3 separate regions of the Mus musculus genome follow, and all the other regions are linked to region 1. The links are chromatin loops, found by intact Hi-C in ENCODE. Cell type or tissue: heart. All regions are shown on one strand.

The links. Hi-C counts contacts between places; a loop is a spot of excess contacts. Peaks named below come from ENCODE experiments on the same cell type or tissue, not always from the same donor. Only the 100,000 strongest peaks of a DNase experiment are listed, where the experiment ranks them.
Region 2: a loop joins it to region 1, with 6 times the contacts of the local background. A loop is called at or near these places in 8 of 42 quality-filtered maps.
Region 3: a loop joins it to region 1, with 7 times the contacts of the local background. A loop is called at or near these places in 10 of 42 quality-filtered maps.

What each region holds. Positions count from the first base shown.
Region 1 is chr12:15,602,629-15,610,628 of GRCm38, reverse strand. Gm40287 (a long non-coding RNA gene) reads right to left here and starts at 4,296. Exons shown (of 6, transcript XR_872503.1): 1 at 4,126-4,296. In heart, CTCF peaks have their summits at 2,396, 4,368 (motif pointing left) and 5,794 (motif pointing right); no DNase peak of the experiment used is centred here.
Region 2 is chr12:15,694,122-15,702,121 of GRCm38, reverse strand. All of the region lies in intron 1 of Gm40287 (a long non-coding RNA gene), which reads right to left. Among named protein-coding and RNA genes, the nearest start is that of Gm40287, 92 kb to the right of the region's middle. In heart, no CTCF peak of the experiment used is centred here; DNase peaks (open chromatin) are centred at 3,151 and 3,641.
Region 3 is chr12:15,531,359-15,539,358 of GRCm38, reverse strand. No RefSeq gene overlaps it. Among named protein-coding and RNA genes, the nearest start is that of Gm40287, 71 kb to the left of the region's middle. In heart, a CTCF peak has its summit at 3,379 (motif pointing left); a DNase peak (open chromatin) is centred at 3,358.

The DNA.
Region 1 (8,000 bases):
CTTTCCCGGCTCTGGTGTAGATGCTAAAATATCAAGATGCCCATGAGCATTCCTCAAATGGACTGGTGCTTTACAGGGAGAAAAAGAGCAAAGTCTGGTTATGAAAATTAACAAGGAGATAGTGTTACATCAGAACTTTGAAGGACACATCTTAGAGGTTAAGTGTACAGATCCACACACCAGGACTTAATTTGGGCATTTGGCTCCTCTTTGAAAGTAACAGATGGTCCTGGGGTCGGGTGTGAAAGGAAGGGCAGGCAATGCATTCTATGAACTGGGGTGCAAGGTGCAGAGAATGCCGCTGTCCTGGGCACTTGTCCTCCTGTTGTGATAAAAGAATTTTAAAGAAAGAGGGGATTGTTTGACCTGACAGGTTGAGGGAACCCTCAATCCTATTAAGGAAGTCAAGGACCTTGATATATCTAATTAGGAAACAAGGGATCCCATGGCACTGGGGTGCAGAGAATTGGGAGGTAGAAGCTAAATACTGGGGATTCAGGGTCTGCATTGTGAGAAACAAAGATCCTCAATATTATGAGCACTGGATCTAAAAAGGCATGAATACGCTATGCAAAAATATGAGTATCAACCCCTGGAACAGAGAGTCATGTAAGCAAAGCAGTGATAGCTGCTGCTGTTGTGCCAGCGCCTGCTTCCTAGAGAGCCATTTGTACCATCTCTGGCTTTCCTGACTGGACCATGTGCTATTTAGGATGCAGACATATTCGGTTTGCCTTATTTTTCCTGCAGAAGTAGATCATTGGTACAATGATCAATGGCGTCTGTACTGCTTACTTCACAAACCATCTAGTCCAACCGCTGGCTCAATTAAATTTGCCAGTGAAAGCCAAAGGATTTTGAATGACCTATTTCAATCACTGCATGATAGCATCCCACCCTATACGCTAGCATCCACACAGCATATCCAACCCAGGTTTCCTGACACTCACTTCTGTCCAGTTGCTCCTATTCTGTCTATGCTGCCCAATTTAATCTAAAAATAAGCAACAGTTTGAACATGAGAAGAACCTGGAGATTGGAGACAGACATCTACTTATAAAATCAGACTTTTACAGTTGTAATGACTCATTTGTATAGCAAAGTGTAAATCCATGGGAACTTTGTATAAACCTCTCCTCATCGTCTCGACAGAGCAGAAGTTAATATATGATCTTAACGACTCAGTCTCAAAGATACTCTGCTCTGTAGCAAGCTTTGGTGATCTTGGGAGGAGTCCCACCTCAGGGTCAGAGGTGCAGAGGCTCCGTATTGCTGTCCTATCTGCTGGCTCACCTTTCCCATTAAGAGACTGGAAACATAATTAGGAGACAAGCACCACAGATGCTACCATTTACAACATCCAGAAGAAGCCGTTGAAATGGGTAAGACATGAAAGGATAATTTTGCTTATACAAAATAGCAGACTGCAAACTAACACCAAGAAAAACAAACAGGCAGATGGAAAGAGTGGAGAAGACATTGGCACAGCTGTGTGCAGGATTTAGACACCCAGATGCGATATAATTTTTTTGGAGGGGGTGAGTAGTATCTAACAGAATATTCTGAAAACAAACAAAACAAACATATTGAAGAGTACTGAGCCCTTCATCTTCCCACGCACAGGTTGATCTTTTCCACAGGCATCTATTTCCTCATATCATGGTTTTAGAGGGTCATTTCCTGGGGGATGGATGAAGAGAGCACAAGGACAGTCAAGATAAATAAGCGTCCATCCTAGCAGAGAAAGCAGCAGCAGTAAAATCAACAGCTGTGATTGCCATGGGAGAAGAAAAATGTAATGTTATCTAAAAGACAGTGAACATCGGGGTTAGTGCTATCAGCTGTTCTCTTCACATAGCTGCACAAGTGCATGGCTGCCTTATTTTCCACGGGGGGAGGGGGAGGGAGAAAGGGAGGAAAGAAGGGAAGGAGAAAGAGAGAGAGGGGGAGGGAGAGAGGGAGAGAGAGAATGGGAGGGAGGGAGGAGAGAGAGGTAAGAAAGGAAGGAGGGAGAATAACCTAGAGAAATAGAGGAAAAAAAGGGAGAGAGAGAAAGTGGAATGGGGAAGCAGGAGGGGAAAAAGGAAGGAGGAGGGAGAGGAAGGGATGAGAGAGAGATGGAGAGGGAGTGAGTGAAGGAGAGAGAGAGAGAGAGAAAGAGAGAGAGAGAGAGAGAGAGAGAGAGAGAGAGAGAGAGAGAGAGAGAGAGAGAGAGAGAGAGAGAGAATGCTCAGACTTGAAGAGGGGACAGGAAGTGAGATTCATCACTCACTGAGAGTTTCCACTATTTCTAGGCCGCTGGGATGGAAACTGCAAATATCATCTTCATTAAAGCCTACTCTTTAAAAAATGACAGCAAATTAACAAAACAACATAATAACAATAGCGCCCTCTCTGATGAACTGGCCTAGTTATATCTCAGAGTCCAGAAGCTGAAACTGTAGGAGGAGCATCAAGGGTTTAACCTGGGGTCTCTGCTATACCCTAGAGAATACACTTTAACCAGGAGAATCATCAGAAAAATACTTCTGCTACATGAAACCAAAGGGAGCAGCAATAGTTATTTTGTAAAACTAAGCAGGAAGTTCTGTTAGGCAAAGGATCTGCTTGGAAGGTGCGTTTACTATCAGGCCACTGTAACAACCTGTCCTTCACTACTCTTAAATTTGGCCTGTCTGTCTGTCTGTCTGTCTGTCTGTCTGTCTATCTGTCCGTCCATCCATTTTTGTTTTCCTTTTATTGAGAGCCTCTGGAATAAAAGACATTAAAACTTTCTCATCTTCGTATCAATGTAGGAACGCTTAACTCTGCTTGGAATTCCTGCTTGGCCAGTCTGTAGGAGGCCTTACTTATAAGAGTTCAACGTACAAAACAGAGCAAGCCCAGAATACATGATGGTAAAGAGGTGGTCTGGCATCTGCCAGCCAGTATCTAAGCAGTTCCTCATCAGAACTGGTTCTTTTGTCCTTGAAGTCTCAGGATGCTATTTGGCACTTTCCCATCGCCGCCTTGTATGCTCACAATATCCTATGTTTCAGAATGATGATAGCATCCATTCCCAGAGCTATTTTTACTCAGGTATGTTTTTGTCTCCTCTTCCTTGAAGTGGTCTGGCCATGTGAAGTGAGTCCTTATTTTAAACAAAATAGAATGGTTCTTTCTAAACTAAGATTTTCTCATCTGTAATGTACAGCTCTTAAAGCTTCTTGCCCATGCAGTAGATGCTAAGGAATGTTGCTTCCTCTGTCATCTACTCTGTTTTCCTTCCCCAGAAGAGCACAGCACTGGAGGCCAGAGAGTACCAGGTCCTCTGGGATGGGATGTGTGCTGACCCATGGGTCCCCTGCCTGGTGCTACAGCGGGGGAGGTAGAGTTCTCATATCTCCAAGTATGCATCCTTTCATGGGAAGATAGACATTGTAACTTGTGCATTCTGCATTCCAGTTCATGAGTTGTTCTCAGCAGCTATTCTGGGGAAGGGGAAAGAAAATCTCACAACACTTTCCCTAGAGAAGAGATGCCAATGTCAACTGTTAGAAAATGTCATTAAAGCAAATGAGAAACGGGTTGAGGACATTTTTATGAGCCTAGAATACTGAGCTTGGAGGTTTTATGGAGACCACAGGAAGTCAGAGAGACAATCACACTCATAACCTTTTTTTAGAGTCTGGCAGTGATCAATCTTTGTGCTCAACAAGAGTGTGCTTTGGAAAAGGGAAGTTATCATTGGGGACCACATAGACTTTTTCACAGAGCTGTGGACTCAGTAGAGAAAGAGTTTTCCAAGACGAGTTACTGTGGGCTCATTAACCAAATCCTTTCAGAATTGCAGCAAAAGCCCTCCTTCATGATCTCAGCACACACCAGGAACTAATCTTTGGAGAATGCTCTCTGCTGAAATCAAAGTGTTTGTCATGTGACACAGATAATCTCTGCCTATCAGTTTTCTTCTTTCTTCGTATGACAAAATGAAACTCAGAAAGTCCAATGCTTTGTCCTCATTCAGAAATAACAAGAGGTGGAATCTGGATTGAACTCATTAGTCTCTCCTTAATCATACTCCCTCCCCAGCCAGCCCTAGAGAGGCAGACAAATGGCAAAAGTGGGAAATAAAACTATACTTACGGAATTGTCCCGAAGTGAAATTCCAAGGGTTTATTCTTAGGGTCGCAAGGTCAGCATGGATACTTTCCTTTATAAACCAGGAGTTGCTCTGAATATATTCATGCACAGGGAGATAAATTCATTTCTAACGCTTTGTTTTCTGGCTTTAGAGTCTTGCAGATGTGTTTTCCCTAGAGCCTTGGAAGATGATGCAGAATATTCCTGAAATGCTTTGCTCTCCTATTTACACTGACATCTCGTGGTAGCATTCTGTGACTGCAGTCTTCATTGTCTCAGCTGTCAACCTTTGCATTCCATCATCAATTGTTTAATGCATTAATTGAACTAGAAGTATTAATAAATACTTGATAGGTACCAGGAATTGTGTAGAGCATCAGGCAATGTTAAAACCTGATCATAGAAAAACTGTAAGAAAAACCAAATAGGAAATTATTCTAGGAACTCAACATTGATAAATATAAGACCTATAATCTAGTCTGCATGCCCCATGGGTAATTCTGTAGATTCATTAATAATTGTACCATTTGGGGGAATTTACTGTCTTTTCATTGACTGTAACTTGCAAGGATCATCACACAGATTTTAGATTTGAAACAACCAAAACGAAATCATCTCATTTAGAAACACAAGAATAAGGCTAGGGTTTTGAACTTTAATTTTCACCAAATATCAAAGTCATAAGCTTACCTCATGTGATCAGGCAACACTGAAAGATTCATTCAAATGATTGGGTGCGGTTCAAATGGTTCCTGAAGAATAATTGAATCTACTCCTAAAGAAATGGCTCTGCTGTTAAGTGTGTTTGCTGCTCTTGCAGTTAACCTAACCTGTATATTCTTGGTCCAGGGAATCTGATGCCTTCTTCTGTCCTTAATGGACACCTGCACGCAGGTGCGTATGCCCACACATCAACATACACACATACACACATGCAAAAGTAAATCTTTAAAAGCAACAAAACTCTATACCATGCTATTTAGGCCATAAAAGAAAGGAATTATCAGATCTCCTGTGTGGGTGACATCTCCTGTGTGGTGACATCCTCTTCATCTTACTTTAATGCACCAACCTAAAAGCCCGCTATGTTTGTGCATGTGTTTTAACTCATTTTCTTCTACAAATCCCTAAATACATGAATACATAAATAAAAAGAAGCTCATGGTATGTGTACCGTTTTGTAACTTGCTTATTTTGTCAAACTTGCTAGTTTTCTTGCTGTATTGCAACTTATTTGGACCATATTTGCAGTATCCAAGCAACACTCACAGTTACATGTGTGAAAAAGAACACCAGGCAGGCTGGGCTAGTGTTGCTGTTTAGGATTCCACAGGAAGGCAAAGCCCTGCACTCACCAGGACCCTGTGTAGAAACGGCCCCAAGCTCATTCACATGAGCCAAGATTTAGATTGCCATCGGACTCAGGACCCTTTTCCTGTGGAATGCTTTTCAGGGACAGCTTTTAGGTTTTGAGGCTGTTTGGAGGCCTCTCTTAGGAATCCATTTGTCTGAGAGATCAGGATCCATGGCTCATTCCCCGATGTTCTCTTCTGCTGTTATCTAGGGACATATCTCAGCATTTGAGGACTCTTGTCACTACATTAGACCTTTAAAGCCCACACAACTAATTGACCTTAGTTACATCTTTAAAACCCCTTTGACATCCATGGAGATGGCAGCAGGGGGCACTAGTCATGGGCTTCTGTAGAATTCTGTAGGAACTAGCACTCTTTTGGGGCTGCAGGCTTAGCTCTGTTTGCAGAGTTTTTACTTAGTACACCTTAAGTCCAGGTTTCCATCTCCATTACCACATAGATCAAGCATAGCTACCTAGTGCTGTGGTCCCAGAGCTCTGAAGATGGTAGAGACAGGAGGATCAGAAATTCAATAGTATTTTCAGTTACTTAGAAAGTTTAAGGCCGCGCCAGGGATACTTTAGATGATGTCTCTAGCAAACAACCCAAGGGCTATCATCCTCTCAACACGTGCGTGGAAAGAGTCTACTCTGAGCTCCATAGCCACAGCAGTCACTCACCATCCATGGAGCTGATATGCTAATACTGGAGGAAGGCAAGTGTCTTCTATGTCATGTTATTAAGCATGCCTGGTGTCTTTAGGCTTGTCGGTCATCTGCTCCTGTTCTGACATACAAGACTTCAAACATGTCCTCAGCGACTGAACATGTCCTGGTCCTCTCCTATCTTTCTGATCCATTTCACTTGAGACCCCACCTGCCAACTTCGTTCATCAGCTGGGCCATTGAGAATGCATCCGGCTTTACCTTCCTGTATTTCTCCACTCAAATCTCTTTACTATTTCACTCCAGCTTCCCATGGTAACCTAACACCTGCCTCAACATTAAGAGTCACGTCTGGCATCATCTAGACTCTCCTCTCATAAGCACAGGGAGAGCAAGCTAATGACATCTGCCTGTCTCCTTATGCAGTCACTATTGCCAGTTCCAAGGATGCTCCTGTGCTCTGGTGATGTGTTTAAAAAGATACACGTTTTTCTGACAGCTTGGCATAGGTGAATTCACAGTTCCTATTGAGCAAGAATCATAGAACAATCTAACACATCTGTGCTTTCATGTGCTCTAAATCCTATTTAACTCACGCCCTTGCTTTTATCTGTATACACTTCCCTCCTTTAGTTTCCCCTTTCTTGTCTTCCACTTTGATGGGAGCCCTCAAGCCAATTGGTTCTTTGCTGTAGAGGATAGATGATACTTCCTTTCAGGATAGTTTTCATACTAGTTAATCGCAGCACAGGATGGGAAATTTTTTTCTCCTATTGCTAATTTTAGCATCTCAAAACTAAAAACAGTAGGACTTCTTTTACTTTTCTAACTGAAAAGAGTATCTTTGCTACTGTTTTCATATGCACGAATTCTTCCTGGAGACCAGGGGCTATAGTTCCTGGGAGAAAAGAAGGAATTTTCATTGAAAGTGTTCTGCCTGGCTCTGCAGACCTCTCTGAAATTAACTTCACATGTTATCCAGGCCACTCTATGTTGCCACGGAAACCGACATGTCAGCTCAGCAAAAAATAAGAAACAGATAAGTAAGAAACCGCAGATGCTACAACCTTTTTTTCAATTTCTCTTTTGTCTTTGTACAGGTGTGTGTGTGTGTGTGTGTGTGTGTGTGTGTGTGTGTGTGTGTGTGTACGTGATATGTTTATAGGCATAGGAGTGTGCTTCCTTTTCAAGTATAAGCCTGAATGAGAGCTGATTGTCAAAAAACCACATTGGTATGTGTGTGTGTGTGTGTGTGTGTGTGTGTGTGTGTGTGTGTGTGTGTATGTGTGAGATTTTTCCTGGGACCCCTCTATCCTGCATCCTGTCTTCACAACTCTTGAAACTCCTTTAGATAGTTGGTCCAGGCTGTGGGACTAAAAAGAGAAACTTTTTTCTATTAATAACTAAATGATGTTTTAAGAAAAGAATTAAAAAAAATGGTTATATAAGAAGAAAGCCCACTATTGGCCTGAGAACTAAGCCACATTCCACAGAAGAGAAAACAAAAAAGCCATAGTCAGTGTTTAGCTAATGCCTCCGCTGTTAGGCCAGGTCTGCTGCAGCCCAGAACCAGGGAAAACATTTCATTGAGTTCTCAGAGAGTTGTGTAAAGGTTCCTGTTTCAGCCATGTCAGGGAGTTACCCATTAGACAGTGCAGTCAAGTTACACTTCAGTTTGAAGAAAGGTCTATTGAAAAGGCCAGTACCTGCCTTATACTCACTGAATTATTCATCTTAAGAGGGTGGCAAGATGGGACAAACTCTGAGCTCCCCATGTGATCTCAGCAGCTTCATCTGCCCTGGTGAAATGTACTTACCCGGGTGTGTATAGCTATAGCTGAAGCCTGGAGTCTCAGTC
Region 2 (8,000 bases), 91 kb before region 1:
TTGGTGTGTTTCTTTTGGGCCTGGATACTTGCCATCTGCTCAGCCCCAGAGAGACCCTGGAGGGACCAGGATCTCTCTCCTCTTGTCTGGACCTGCAGGCAAGGAGCCGGCAACCATCTATCTTCCTCCTTTTCTACTTTCCTTTTTTCTCTCTCTGTCTGTCTCTATTCTGTCTCTTGTCTGTCTCTGTCTCTGCTTCTGTCTCTATTGCTCTCCTATCCTTTATCTCCCTTTCCTCTCGTTGTCATTCTTTTCCTCTCCTCGCCTTTCCTCCCCCCACCCCCATATATTTGATGTCAAGTCTAGTGACCTGAGTTCAGGTCCTGCACATAGACACACAGACACAGACACCCTCCCCCCCCCCCCCACACACACTTCAGAGAGTTCAAGTAATTTGCCCAAGATCACAAGCCCAGGTACAATTCACATTTAGGCTTAGCTGCCTGCAAAAGCCAAAGCTTTAATTACTTCAAGCCCCCTTGTAGTTGGCTACCTTCTAGCTGGCCACCTAGCATCGACATCTGTTTAAACCATATTTTTCTTGTTTTTGTTTTATGGTATCTTGAATCTCCCCGGTGGCTACACTGAGTGTAGCTATTGCAACAGATTCCACCAGAATCGTGCACTTTTCTGGTTTCCCTTCTTTCCCCATCCCTTAACATCCAGTTTTAGTGTTTCATGTCTAAGATCACAGGACATCCTAGATCCAAAAGTCTCAGAGTTAAAGAATTTTCCATTAAAACAATTATCATTGACTTGATTCCTAATAAATCTCTTGTCTCAGAACAGATGACTTCACTGAAAAGTTACCTACTTAATTACGTTGATCCTAGCTGACACTGGCCATTCCAACTCTACTCACAAAAGACCAACTTACTCAGCAGTCTTTGGAAACACCTACAAGCAGACCCTGGAGCCCCAAGTCTACAGAAAACCCCTTCATGTTTCCTAATGTGATTTCATGCCAACCCCAGCTCCATGTTACTCTAATCCTGTCCACAATTGGACCCCGTGTCAGCATTTGGCCTGCTTGCAACTCTTAAGACCTCTCTCACTACCTGGTCCCTGTCCATGTTTCCTTTGAAGGGGGAGGTTGTTGTGCCTCAGTTTCCTTAAAGATTAAAACCTTCCATCTTGGAATCCTACAGAAAGCCCCTTAAATCCAAGAAGTAAATAATTTACAAGAAGTAAATAATTCAAAAGCTTCAGCAATCGACCAGAATTACAAGGTCTCTTAACCCTCGACCCATATATACATATGCAATAAGGCCTGCTTGAGACACTCTTGGACTACCTGGGCTGCCTATAAGAGGCTCACACAAGTGGAGGAGCCTAGAAGAAACCAATTAGCCAAGGACCCAGAAGAGGCTCTGACCAACTGAGCTGTCTGGAAAGGATACTCTGGCTTGGATCCCAGAATCATTTCTATGGGAGGCAAGGGTATGAAGAAAGGACTCACACAGAGACACACATACAATGGAGTGGGGGTCATTTTGAGTTCAACTACTGCAACCTGGAACCTCAGCATGTTATTAGGTATGGTACTGGAGAGGTAGCTAGTCTCAGAAGGAAATCATTGTAGGTGAGCAGTCTCTGACTGCAAGAATGGGGAGGAGATTGCTGCAGTTCATTGTCTTTGCACACACACTGAACTCATCCATAAATAATCAAACTCCTGAAGATAACATTGCCATTCATCTTGACTTTGACCCATATGGATAATGGCTTTGCCAGTTTATCATGGGTCAGTTTTTCTGGGTCCTCAACAGCTAGTGCCTATGTCAAAATATACATTATCTGAGGATTTCACCTATTCAGGGATTCCTCCAGAGCTCCAGCATGTTGAGCTGCCTGGAGGCTGTGATACGAGCTCTAGGTTTCCAGCTTTCATGAGCTGTCACTCATACTGGTGTGCGGCTTTCGAGGATGCAGCTGCCTTTGAGTCTTTTCTGTTCCTGTAAGTGACCTAATCAAACTCATTGGTTCACCAAGTTGGACTGTGGTGGCATCCATACTTTGATCTGTCTTTGGTTTCCTGTCTGGAGTCAATATTTGTTCACATCTCCCTAGGAATAAATGTTACCCAACAAGTTCAATGATACTTTTATATTTCTTTAATGACAGAAGAAACTCAGTATCTTACTTAAGTCACTGAGAAGCAAACAGTTGTAAATCCTTCCATCTTCCCATGCACTAAAGAGCTGAGTTTCTAATAACGTACGGATACAGCCAATCACCATAAAATGGGATTCAGAATTCCTAAACCACCATTAGACACAAGGACTGGCCTAAAGACTTAGATGAAGCCAGATGAACTGGTGTGCCTTTCCCATCCACTCTGACTTCACTGGCTTTCAAGTGATTGTTTCCACTTGTTTCCTCCATCTGGAGATGCTAAACACATTTCCTATCTATCCAGAGGCTGCCCACAAAAACTGGTTCTGACAGTCACTGGTCCTAAACCAGGGAAGCAAGAGGAAGTTCTCAGAAAGAAAAGATGAGGCCCACCTAGGATCTCTGTTGTCATAGAATGCTGCTGAGTTAGTTAGATATACAGAGATTTGTTTTTAACCTCTCTAGGCCCTATCCCCCTCCTTACTCTGGAAATGAAATTCATTCTGAGCGTCCTTTGCAGGATAAAGTTAAGGAAAAGTAGAATGTTGGACTGGATTGGAAGCTCAGGGCTGGTGCAAATAGAGAGACATAAAATACAGACAACACAGGGGTCATCATGGTGGTTGGAGGACAAGACATGGCAGGGTGTGATTTCAAAAGGGGGAGTATTGAGGTGACACGTGGAAAATGAGTTATATATAAGGGGATTTTCAGGACTGTGGAGAGGAGCTCAGATCCTGGCTGATTGACCCATTCTCTAATTCCTGGGGAATCTGTTCATTGCAGAGGAGAGGCTGTGCAAGAGACATAGCTTCCCCTCCGTGCTCTGAATTCACTACTTCCAGAATGTTTACAGAGGCTTCAAGGAGTGAACCGAGTTATTAAAAGAGTAGCAATTAGGGTGGCCCATCCCAGCAATTTAAAGTTTCCTGTCTCAGGAAGCATGTGGAGGCCAGAGGAGGGGAAAGGGAGGATGCATTCCTGTCTCTTGATTGGATCTCCCCTAGATTCCAATTTCTGCGAGTAGAAGCAGGAGGGAGGGAAAGGTTGCCTAGTGCCAGCTCTGCTCCCCAAGGATGGACATGCCTCCACAGATGTTGCAGCAGCTGGTTAGGCCACTCCTCAGAGTCGAGTCTTTAGCTCCCTTCTTTTGGGGATCCTGGTTTAGTTTTTGAAGGTATTTTTTTCCTACCTACAGAAATGAAGCTCTCCTGGAAGCTGGTTGAGGAGTCAGGCTGTGCACCTTGGCTACAGGGAACATGTAAACAGAGGCTGCCTAGTGATTTACAGCTGCTGTCCAAGAGGGCTTCTCCAAACACCAGCTCAGCCCAGCAATGAGAATGCTCACTCTGTCCCCTTCAGACCTGCTCCAGTGGAGAAGGAGGGATTGCTTTGTTCCGATGCTCTTGGCCACCTCTCCTGCAGCCTGGAAGGGAGTTGCCAAGTTCATTTCTTCCATGCAACCTGAGCTTCCGAACAAAGGCTAGAGAGAAGGGCTTTTGACAGGCACACTGGAGTCAGTCCTAGGCAAAAGAGATTTTTTTTTTCCTGCTAGGAAGTTACACAATGCTGGGTAGGTCCTGTGACCTGTGGTCACGGTTCTCCAGAATCCCAAGGGGCCCATCCAAGAAAACGCCCATGTTTCTAGCCTTACAATTTGCATTCTCCCCAGAGGACTTCATTTCTCTGACATGGTACAGAACTTGGTGCAAGTCAAGGGCCCTAGGTACACTGGGGACAGCTGTTATTTGAGGCATGAGCCCTTGCACATTATATATATATGTGTGGGGGGTGTGTGTGTGTGGGTGTGTAATTACATCCTGGCTTGCAGTTCCTCAAAACAAGGTCACGGACATCTTCCAGTGTTCAGGTTTCAGCTTTGGGCTGAGAGGATGATGCCTTACTTTGATAAATTGACATTTCATTTGAACCTAACAATTGGCAGAAAGTAGGAATACGAGTGAGTACCCAAAAACATTCAATGGAGTGCTTTGGTGCTGTTTTCTTTTCTTCTGTGTATTTTTCTTTTTTTTTTTGAGAGAGGTTCTGTTTTTCTTATGACCATCTTTTTTCACCCAACTTTTTATATAGTAAGCCCCAAAAGGGTACTTCAAAAAAAAAAAAAAAGTATGAGTAACACTTTAGAAGCAACCCTCTACAGGTTACTTTCCACAGTGAGTGAGATTTGGAAGTGTCGCTTTCCGATGCCTGCGACCTCTGCTTTGGTGGAGGGGGTGTTTGCAGCAGGGCGTCAGTCCTGGGCATGGATAGTGTTGGTGGGCTTTTCACCTAGAAAGAACACAGGGTTCTGTTTCGCAGGTTGATGTTCTCCCCAGGAAGGTGAAACACTGAAGGACAAGCCACATCTCGAGCCAGGGGGGAATGCACACTTACTTTACCTTCCAGCAGTAGAAAGCCTCTTTCATCCCAGAAGAGTAGAAACTTCCTCCCGCCTTCAGGAATTCTGCTACACTTCCTCTGTACCATAGGGCTCCTGTTGTCCACACTGTGTCTTCTTCCAAGTCTTGTTCATGCAACTCTTCAATAGCAAACATGAGCAAACACAGTGCAACTGACGAGACATTTAAAATGGTCTTCTCCCCCTGGAGTTCACGGTTGCTTACAAACAACACAAGTGTCCACACTTTCACACATCTTGTTCCCAAGGGTCACCACAGATCCTAGCCTTGTACTTCTAGTGTTCAGAAAAGTAGCTTCCCTGGGAAGAGAAGTTAGTTACGCAGTATTACTGTTCTCTTTCATCTTTCCAGATAACACTTCACTGGGATTCCTCTTCATATGCACGCACACTTATGTGCACATGAGCATATATGGACATGTGCATTCAGATGCCCACATAGGCATGTATATACTTACACATGCACATATTTACTCATGCATTTGAAGGTATATAATAACACACGTGCCTATTCCTTCACATGTGTTCAAACAGGTCTACTCCACATATTTATTCCTACATGAACACATCTATATGTGCGCATATATGCATACAGAAAGATACACTCATGTAATTCTCTGCCTCTCATCTCTCTCTTTCAGTCTCTGTCTGTTTTGTCTTTTTCTCTCTGTTTCTCTCCATGCCTCCAAATAAGTCAGTATCCTCTGCTTTTTTATTCTGATGTAAAGAGTGCTCAAGCCATAGTATCTCTATACATCATCCTGGTGTCTACACAAATGCAGCCTGCTCAGCATTTTGGAAAAGGAATTAAATACAAGTTCTTTAACAGACTGTAAGGGTCAAGGATGTAGGGAACAGGAAACTAACTGCCAATAGTATGTTCTTTAGATGTTATTATCAACATCCCTGTGACCATGGGCAATTATTTCTTCTTTGTAGTACTTTGTACTCATTTAAAATATGAGAGAACTGGGGCTAGAGAGATGGCTCAGCCGTTAAGAGCACTGACTGCTCTTCCAAAGGTCCCAAGTTCAAATCCCACCAGCCACATGGTGGCTCACAACCAGCTGTAATGGGATCCAATGCCGTCTTCTGGGGTGTCTGAAGACAGCTACAGTGTTCTTACATATAATAAATAAATAAATTTTTTTTAAAATCTGAGAAAACTGAAGGAGATAACTTTTAAGGTCATTTTAACATTGATATTTATTTCACATGACCCTGAATTCTTATTGCTTCCAGTCCATCCAATAGCTCCACTGAAGGAGACAGAACATAGCAAGTCTGAAGTTTATGGAGTCAAAAAGACATCAAGAGTGTAATACTAAATAAAGCAAAGCACAGAGAGGTGTCTCTTCTCTCTTGGAATCCTTGTCTACAGCACAACAGTTCCATTACAAGCATGCAAGCCACCAGCATGCACATGGATAGCTGCTGGGAACATTCATTAGCAGAAGGATGGCATTGATGCTGATGAGAACCATAGCCAGACTTCATCTCACACCAGACAGAGCTGCTGTCATCACAAAGATGAAACTGTGAAAAAACAATGAGAAGGGAACCCATGTGTACTGTCAGCACATGTGTGACAGTGCAATCAGCATGGAAAACAGCATGGAGGTACCCTCAAATCTGAAAGCAGAAATACTGGATAATTTAAAAAAAAATCTCACTTCTGGGTTTTTATCCAAAGGAAAGGCAGTTAATATGTGAAAAACAAATCCCCTCCTCCTATGCTCTTTGTGACATTCTGGACATGGAGCCAACTCAGTGACCATCTGAGTCAAGGGTGGTGATGATAATAGTGGTGGTGATGATGGTGGTGGTTGTGGCAGTGTTGATGGTTATAGTATGGGGTGCATGTCTATGGTGTGTGTGCATGTGTGTGTTACCATCAGCTAGTTAAAATTTGTTTGCTTTTCATGGGAATAAATTTAAATCAGACAAGCCTTTGGTGGTCCCTGTTTTCTGAGCACTCAGAAGCAGCCCCAGAAACTTATGTCCAAGCCCTGGTAGATAAGGGCCCACTACTCTAAGTTTCAAGGCCAAAGACTTGGGGCTATGTTGCAGTAAATCTCTCCAACCCAGATATGCCCCGGCAATGAAAATACAACACAGTTAATATGATTACATGCTATGCACCTAGATTGGGCAGATCTACCACTACACTATCATCTTCCGTAGCTTATGAGACCCCTTAGAACTTTTAGTTTCTCCAGGCCATGTGCTTCTGCTCAGATTTTCTCTTTCTTCCTCCTCCTCTGCATCCTCTCCCTCTTCCATTTTCTCCTTCTTCTCTCCCCGCCCCATCACTTCTGCTCCAACTTCCCTGTTATCTGCCAAACCATCAGCTCTCCTTTATTTTATAAATTAAGGTGGGAAGCAGGTTTACAGGAAATCACCTGAGTGCTGACTCATTCCTTGTTTATAACCACTCACAGGAGAATGGAATTAACATCAAATATAATTAGCCCCAGGGCTATCCACAACATTTCCCCCTTTCTGTCCAATTAAAAGACTATTTTATCTCAGATATAATTGAACATAACTATTACTATTTTTGTAATTTATAAAGTACAAGAGACCTAACACCCAGTCCATCATGTTTGTTAATTAAACAAAACCTCTGTCATCTATCCTTACTTAAAAGACTTATAATTCTACATCTGGCTATGTCTTGGCTTTAGATTGAATGCCATCTGAAAACCATCCTCTCAAAACTGTTCCTCTCAAAATAAAAAGCCTGGGTTGGCTAGGAGACTATGTAGTCTTTCAATCCCATCAGAAATCCAAGAACGACTGATATTAACTGAAAATATATAGGAAACCTAAAACAGCTTCCAAAACTTAGACAATCCATTGAGACTGCTGATCACCTGGACAGTCCCTTACTTTAACATGTTGGAGCATCGGTCTTCAGTCTACTGGCCAGGGTCATCTGACAGACTTAGAAAAACCGGAATATTAAAGACTAGCCTACTCTTGTCTCGGCAGAATCAAGCTGTCCTAACCTGTAATTGTGTCCTTTCTTTGGACAGAATTATGTCGTAGATGAATGAGACAATTGTTGCCTAGTGGCTGTTTCACCACATCTGGAGTAACTCGAAGATGCTTTTTTGAATCCAAGACAGGGAAAGCTGTCAGGAGCAGACTGGTCTCAACAACAAGTGAATAAATAACATTAAACGTCATATTCTGTGGACTTCTGACGTTTTTGAAAACCAACTATCTATGTAAAGTAATCTAGACTTGTCTGTTAACTACTCTCAGCCATTTCTCATTAAAATAACTGAGAACACCCTAACAATAAACTCAGAACCATGAATTTACTATTTGGCCCTTAACTCACGGGCTTAAACATCTCAGATCTATTTATAATAACAGCGATAGAAGGACTGGGTTCAAGCCTTGTACTTCAAAATTTTTAGTATCAAAGACCACCTATAATAACCACCCCCAGTCCCAA
Region 3 (8,000 bases), 71 kb after region 1:
GTATCCCAAATGCTCTGTTTTCTCTCAATACCTCCTTGAGCCCACCCACCTTTAAGTGTGAGCAAAATCAATTCTGAGCTACTTGTATTCTGACCCTTCACTTTTACTGATGTGCTTGCATAGCACTCACATTAGCCAGCAAGTTCCATGTAGGTAAAGTGATCCTCTCCTGCCTCTTCTTCATTGCCAGTGTCTGACTTTTTCTTACCATGTCTTCTTCAAGGCTTGTGACACACTAATTTTATGGAGAGTTTAGAGGTTTTGTTTCTCTGAATTTGGTCTCTCCCAATAGATTTCCTAAGGTTATAGATGGTTCTTAAGTATGTTCCTGTTTAGTAAATTAAAGTCATGATGGATAGAGTTAGAAGTTCTGGATAAAGAATAATCATATGACTGCTACACAAAGCACAGAAAACAGAAGGAGAGAGAAATAAAATATATTCTCAATGAGTTCTCAGGGAAAACTCTAATGAAAAAGAGTTCACACTGAAAAGATAACATTGGGCTACCCAGGCAACTCCATTCAGTCCAATGGATGTTTATTCTCCCATATGGGTGGCGTGGAGTTCACTGCCAGGCTTAAAATAATGAATGAACCCAGAAAAGACACAGAGACATCAAACAAATTGCAATAGGTAGTTTGATGGATATGAAGGGGGCAGAAAACCTTGTTACTCATTTTAACTGTGGTCTCACACAATACATATGCATGGTAATAATGACAATAAAAATATCTGATTTGTGGAGCGTACTGAGGGATTAGGAAGATGCAGTGTGGGACGGAGATAACCAACTCGAAACTCATCTGCACATCCAATTCTCAACACGAGTGAATTTACCCTCACTGGCCTAGCAAGCATCATTTTCTTTCCTTATGTATAGCTTGCAAAACCCATCGCTTAAAAACTGGCAGAAAAATGAAACAACATCACATGTGGCAGGTTCAGAGAGAAGCCAGTAGGAGAGGGTCATGAATTAGAGTAGAAAATTGTGAGCTGAATGGGCTAGGGTGTTTAGGAGTCTCATTCAGGTCATAATTAATTATAGGTGTGTGAGCCTTTTCATTCGTTTTGATTAACTGAGCTTAGGTGATCAATTCTAGTTGGCAGCTCTCACAGAAGATGGAATTTCCAGTCTGAGATGGAAATCACTCAAATATTAATCAATCCTTAGCAGTTTTCACATGACATTCTCCCTTCTACCAAGTCCCGCGATTCAACCAGGCATCTGCACATCACATTTCTCTGTGGCATCTGGAAAACTATGAACGGCTGGAGCAATGGCTTAGCAGTTGCTAGCACTGACAGCTCTTCCTAGAGGACCCTAGTGGGTTCAGTTCCCAGCATCAGCATGGCAGCTCACAGCTGTTTGTTGCTCCAGTTCCAGGGGACTTGATACCCTCACACAGACATACATGAAGGCAAACTAGAAATACGATTAAAAAAAAAACAAAGAAAAGAAACACAATGAATTAGTTGATGAGATTTAGTATATAGTGCCAACATATAAAATTTTTCTTTCTTGGCTATGTAATGAATGAGTGGATGAATGAATCCATCATAAATGTATAGTGATGGTTTGAGCGAGAAAGGTCCTCCACAGGTTCATGTGTGTGAGCACTCATTTTTCCAGCTGGTGGTACTGTTTGGGAAGGCTATGGACCCCTTATAAGGTAGAGCATTGCTGGAGTAATGTATGTGTGTGTGTGTGTGTGTGTGTGTGTGTGTGTGTGTGTGTGTGTTTGCTATGATGTTTTGAATTTTGTATTATTCTGATTCCTGTGAGTATAATGAACAAAACTAAAATTAGGTAACTCATATTTTTTAAAAAGAGTGTTTGGGGTCATAATCATATACGTGCAAAGTTGAAGTCCCATATCCGGTGATGGCCTACTTACCATATGGGGTTTGACAAAAAGCCTGGAGCTGATGCTCTGTGTCCTCTGGTCAGTCTCCCTCTCTCTTCTTATAAGGACAGCACAGTGCATTAATGAAGACTCTACTTTGGTGACAGAGCAAAATGGACCCCCACCCCCACCCCTGGTAATCATGCTAGGCCCGAGTGTCCATAATACTTCACAGTGGTGAAACAATTTCAGCTCAGGGAATCAGCGGGGAACACACTACACTCATGTCCAACCAGTGAGCAGTTAATGCTCTTGTCTGGACTGCCTTTCCTGCACACGCCCTTTATATCTGTGGGTTCCTTCCTCCCCAGTCTGGTCCCTCTCCCCTGCTTCATTCCATCTGTGTCAGTTCTCACTTTTCTGACTTGTTCCTTCCACTGGCATATGCGTGCAGAGATGTGAGAAGGGAAGAATGTGGGGGGTTGTGGACCCCTTGTCTGCCACAGAGCACTTCACACAGCCTTGCCTGAGTAAGACTTCACAGTCTCTGTGCTTTAGCACGTCATTAAAAAATAATTCAGTGCTGAGAGAGTGTTTTCTTGACACATTTGACGCACGGCAACCCACAGCTTAGAGGGACACGGAAGCTTCCCAAGTCAGTATTAGTTCCACGCCCCTTTTTTAGTTTAATCCTTTTTTAAAAAATTGTGCACATGAGTGCTGTATTTGCATCATTTGCATTCCTCCTTCCCCTCTAACTCCTCTCATATCCTCAAATTCATGACCTATTCTTCTTTACTTATAATCAGTAACACACACACATCCAACTGACATTTTAAAAAAATTCATTTTGGATTTAAAATTTAGAATGAATGGCCCTTTAAACAGAAAATCTTGGCTTTTTTGATCAAATAATTAGCCTTTGATTAGACTAGGAGACCAAAGACAACTTATTCTTAAAAGCATCATACCTCCCTGGAGAGCCTGTGAAGGCATTTTACTTCTCTGAGCTTCAGAGGACATAGTGGGGACTGCACACTCAAGCTACTTTGGAGAAACCCACGGAACGAAGGTTCTAGAACCGCAGGGCTTTGCCATTAGCGCCATTGCTGCTACTAACTGCTCGGACTATCATTACCAGGCAAACTTTTCTCTCCAAACTCAGTATCTCTCTGTTTTATGCTGTGGGGAGGAGATGGATAATGATAAGTAGAGGAATTCTCAATCCCCTTCCAGCAGAGAAATGCTAGATTTCAAATCAAGAAAACAGAGCCAAGTCATATTCAATAACCCATTTATATGATGATTATGATTATTATTTTGGCTTGAGAAACAGAAATTTGTTTCATCCTGTGGGACTCAGCTTTCAATCGAGCAGGTGTGGTGATAGATAAGTCCAGACCTCCGTCAAGGTGAGCTTAAGTGAACAGAATCTAGATCCTATACAAACCGCAAACCAATGTGCTTGCAGGCAAACACACCTCTTTCTGAGAGGCAGCCTCTGGATTGCCTTGTAGTGTGGCTCTGGCGCCCCCTCGTGATCTCTTTCGCAATTTTCCTGCAACTTCAAGAACATTGGTCATTGGTTCTTTTTTTTTTTTTTAATATTTTTATTAGGTATTTTCCTCATTTACATTTCCAATGCAACATCCTTAATCATCAGGGAAATGCAAATCAAAACAACCCTGAGATTCCACCTCACACCAGTCAGAATGGCTAAGATGAAAAATTCAGGTGACAGCAGATGCTGGCGAGGACGTTGAGAAAGAGGAACACTCCTCCGTTGTTGGTGGGAGTGCAGGCTTGTACAACCACTCTGGAAATCAGTCTGGCGGTTCCTCAGAATATTGGACATAGTACTACCGGAGGATCCCGTAATACCTCTCCTGGGCATATATATATCCAGAAGAACATTGGTTCTTGGAGGAATAAAATGCTTTTTAGGTAAAGTCTTGCCTGATGATTGCATGGAATCTGAGAGGTTCACGGATGGGATTAAAGATGTATCCAAGGAAAAGATGAAGAAAGTGACTGTTCTTTTGTTGCAGTAGGCAGAAAGGCAGGGATTACAAGAGACATTTACATTCAAAAGTAACATTCACAATACAGCCAACTATAAACTGAGATGTTTCCTGATTGGTTGATACAGTATATTCACTTAAGTATCGTTTGTTATTTTAATTCACACTAGTAGAAGCTGACTGCTGCTTTAGGAAGTATCTTGTGTTAGTGACTTTGTGTAGATGGGAAAGAGAACCTTGGCTTTTCCCTCTGTGTGTACCTGTAGTGGGGAGTGAAGAAGGGCAGGGGTGGAAGCAGGTAGGTGGTAACGCCATGTGGGGGGCATGGCAGACAGTGGATGGTAGAGAAGAGCAGATTAACTGGGCCAAGAAACATTAGGCATAGTGGAAAAATCAGAAGAGAATGAAGAAGTGACAGTTTTGGTGATCAAAGATGAAGAGATTTCCGTTGGGGTTGAAGGAATTAGGGCACAAACTGTGTGAACCTGTAGACGTCCCACATGAGTCTGGCAGAGGGTGTTTGTGTTAGAACTGTCACAACAGCCTTAAGTGTGACAAAAGGGTAGGACCTAATACCAGCTGAAGTGGGCTGAGACCTTGGACATTTTGTGAGGTAGAGTCCGTGCAGTTCTTTAGAACAGAAACTATGTTTGCGGGGCTGGAAGATGGCTCAGCAGTGAAGAGCTGTTGCTGTGTTAAGCTTGCTTTGCAAGCTTCAGGATGAAAGAGCCAGGTATGCAGTAGTGGCCTGCTGCTCCAGCTCCGTGAACACAAAGGAAGACCAATGGGACTCGCTGGCTGCCAGCCTAGTGGGCAAACACAAGCTTCATGTTTAACAAGAGACTCTGCCTCAAAGAAACAAAGAGAACAGAGACAGAAGACCACACCTACTGCCTTCTGCTAACCTCGGCAGCATGTGTTGGCATGTATGTGCATGCGCAAACGCACACACTCACACAGAATTACAGTTTTTGCAAGCAAGAAAACTACTTTTGCACGAATCTGAGCCCCTTGAATTTAACTCTAAACCTCTGGAATCTTCAATGGGGAAGCATGTTTGTCACACCATGCTGACATCATCAGCATCTGACTACTCCCTCTGCTCTAAGTTCCCGATGGGAGATAGCTCAGTACTGTTGCAGTGGGAACTTGCTGTCTTTGTCCACAATAAGCCAGAGGGACTGAACTCTGATATTTCTCAAAGTTGTGCACTTAGGTTGAATAATGCTTGTGAGCTTGTTTCAGAGTTTAATCAATGTAATGAGTCAGATAAAAGAAACCTGTTGTCAGTTAAGGGGTGAGGTGCAGGGTGCAGTACAGGCGATTTAGATGCTTCCACAGCACAAAGAGCTTGCCAGTTGGTAGAATAGAACCCTTGAGAATTAACAACACTGGTTACCTTCAGAATTTCTAAAAGACCAACTCTGATAGGTAGAAAATCATTTGTCATTTTAGAATTTGTTGGCAATTTTAAAAAGTCATAATTTTAAAATAGTCTGTGAAACAAGTTAAAATTTAGAAATATTAAATTCATTTAGTATTTCATCTATGTAAGTTGTCATCATGTCCCTGAATATTTTTTAACAAAATAAACTTTCTTTCTCTCTCTCTCTCCCTTCCTTCCTTCCTTCCTCTCTCTCTCTCCCTCTCTCTCTCTCTCTCTCTCTCCCTTCCTTCCTTCCTTTCTCTCTCTCTCTCTCTCTCTCTCTCTCTCTCTCTTTCTTTCTTTCTTTCTTTCTTTGAGAACATTCTGGATTTTTTTGAATCAGCAGTAGATATTCCAAGTAGATTGAGTGGATTGGTAACTTGGGAAAACACTAGAACTTCCTATCAAAATCCGGGTTTAGTTGGTTTCCAGTCCTCTTCCCAGTGGGGAGAGGGCCTTTGGGGAGGCAGACTGGGCCAGGGTGTTGGGACAAGGTGCTGGTTTCTGGAATCCCCACCTGTGCTTGTTCTGTGACTCCAAAACTCTAGATAGGATTTACTACCTGGAAAGAAATGGTTGTTGATCATTGTGCAAAGTGATCATTGTGATCTTTTGACAGTTCAAAGTTCTTGTCTGTACTGGATCAGGTGGAATGTAAAAAGTTCCAGAGTTGGACCTACAGATTAGAAAGCTAAGGGGCGTGTACATGGACTACAGGATTCTTCTCTTCTTATGGGGGACTTAGGCTCTCATGAGGTTCCCTTTACTTAACCAATCAATACAAGCCACTGTCTCAAGAAGCAGGGTTGCTAAGCTGCGTATTTTTCCTCTGCAGAACACCCTGGCAGATCCCTAGAGTACAGGGGAAGGGTCATTACTTTTTCACCCAGAGAATGTTCACCAAGATATTCCGCACCCCAATGTTGAATGCTGTTCATCTAGTTTCTTATGAGCAGTGCTGTTTGATAAGAGTTTGGCTCCTCAGATAATACATTTCTTAGTTCTGCTCTGATTTTTATCACTTCTGAGCCTAGGAGTAGTTAACATATCTTTCATAGATCAGACGATAACAATGCTGAAATGAGAGTGTGCATAAATACAAGAAGCAATATAGCATGCTGTGTCTCTACTTTATACTCCCGGGTTGATGGATGTAGCCTTGTGCACTCTCAGGGTTCAGATGAAATAGTCTCTAAAATGGATTACTCTGTATTTGAAAGCAATTTCTCATGCCTGCTTCAAGAGTTCAAGAGATTCAAAGATTGTCTTTGGAGATTTGGGAGCTGAATACTGACCGGGGGGCAGTTAACTAACAAGTGGAGAATAGACTCTTAAATAAGGAATGGCTTAGCAAATGACCTGAAATAGTCACATTGCGAGATTATAATTACAGGGATGGAGCACAAATGTTTTCTTTCTGATATCCTCTAAGAACATCTCTCTTTTGCCAGTGGTAGAGCCTTTTACTCAATCATTTAGACATTTGGTTATGTTGCATTTACGTGGCTTTGACTCACTTATTATTCCAGAATTACAGTGATGAGGACTACAGTGAGTGACCGCAGGGGCATAGCACAGTGCACTCCTGCTACATTCTGGAGTCTTGACTTTTCTGTAGAAGGTGGGCAGGGATGCAGAATGGCACAAGGTTGCTCTTCAGATGAGCGAGATGCTCCCCTCTCCTCTGATTGTTGGGCAGTGGGCTAGTACTGACTGACTCAGACGCCATCATATCCTACCAAAGTCAGGCACTCATTGTGGCTCAGCCTGGCTGGATCTGGATGGAAGACTTGGCTTTAGCACTGACTGGATAAATTATCTGAACACAGACAGACATGCCATTGTGCTGTAAGATGTGAATCAGACTTAAAAGACAGCACCTACTCTCTTTGAAAGGGCTTCCTTGGCTACAAAGTGGAGGTGATGGGGATCGCTTCACACCACTGTGAACCGGGTCACGCATATTCATGGAACACAAGAACACATGCTGGCCCCTGACACAAACTCCCAGATTTCCCTGTCTCCCCTTCTGCCCTTTCTTCCCTCTCTTCCTCTCTCCTCTATCCCTCCCTGCCACTCCAAGCCTTGTTCAGAATGTCAATAGATGAAGGCTTAATGCTGGTGCTGCTGCTGCAACTTAGTGGACACACACACACACACACACACACACACACACACACACACGAAGTTCATAGCAAAGGAAGCAAAACATATAATTTACTTTGAAGTATCCACAGTGTACCAATTGGCAAGGTCTTAGAAAATATTCCAAGTTCAGTCATACAAATAATTAGACTGAGGATAAATTAGATTTTTTTCCACTTGAATTTCTATAGTCCTTGGCAAGGGACAAAAAGTGACATTTTCGATAAATATTTAGAAGGAACTCTTGATTTAAAAAAGAAAAGCAAAAGACCAGAGTGAGAGAAAGGATGTCCTGCCCAAGTAGATCCATTCTAGTCCAGTGCAGTGTCTCTATTTCTGATAAAATCTCCTATGGGGTAAGCGTCCTTGCATGGGAGCATATTGCACGTGAGCATGCTGTTTTTACTTTGAACTGTGTTCCTAGAAAATCACCCTGTTTGGTGAAATAAGGTTTTCAGAAAGTAGAAAACCAGTTTGGAGCAGATGCCTTGCCTCAGGACAAAGACTAGAGAACGATTCCAGATGCTCTCCTGGAGATACCAGGGTCATTCTTTACATAATT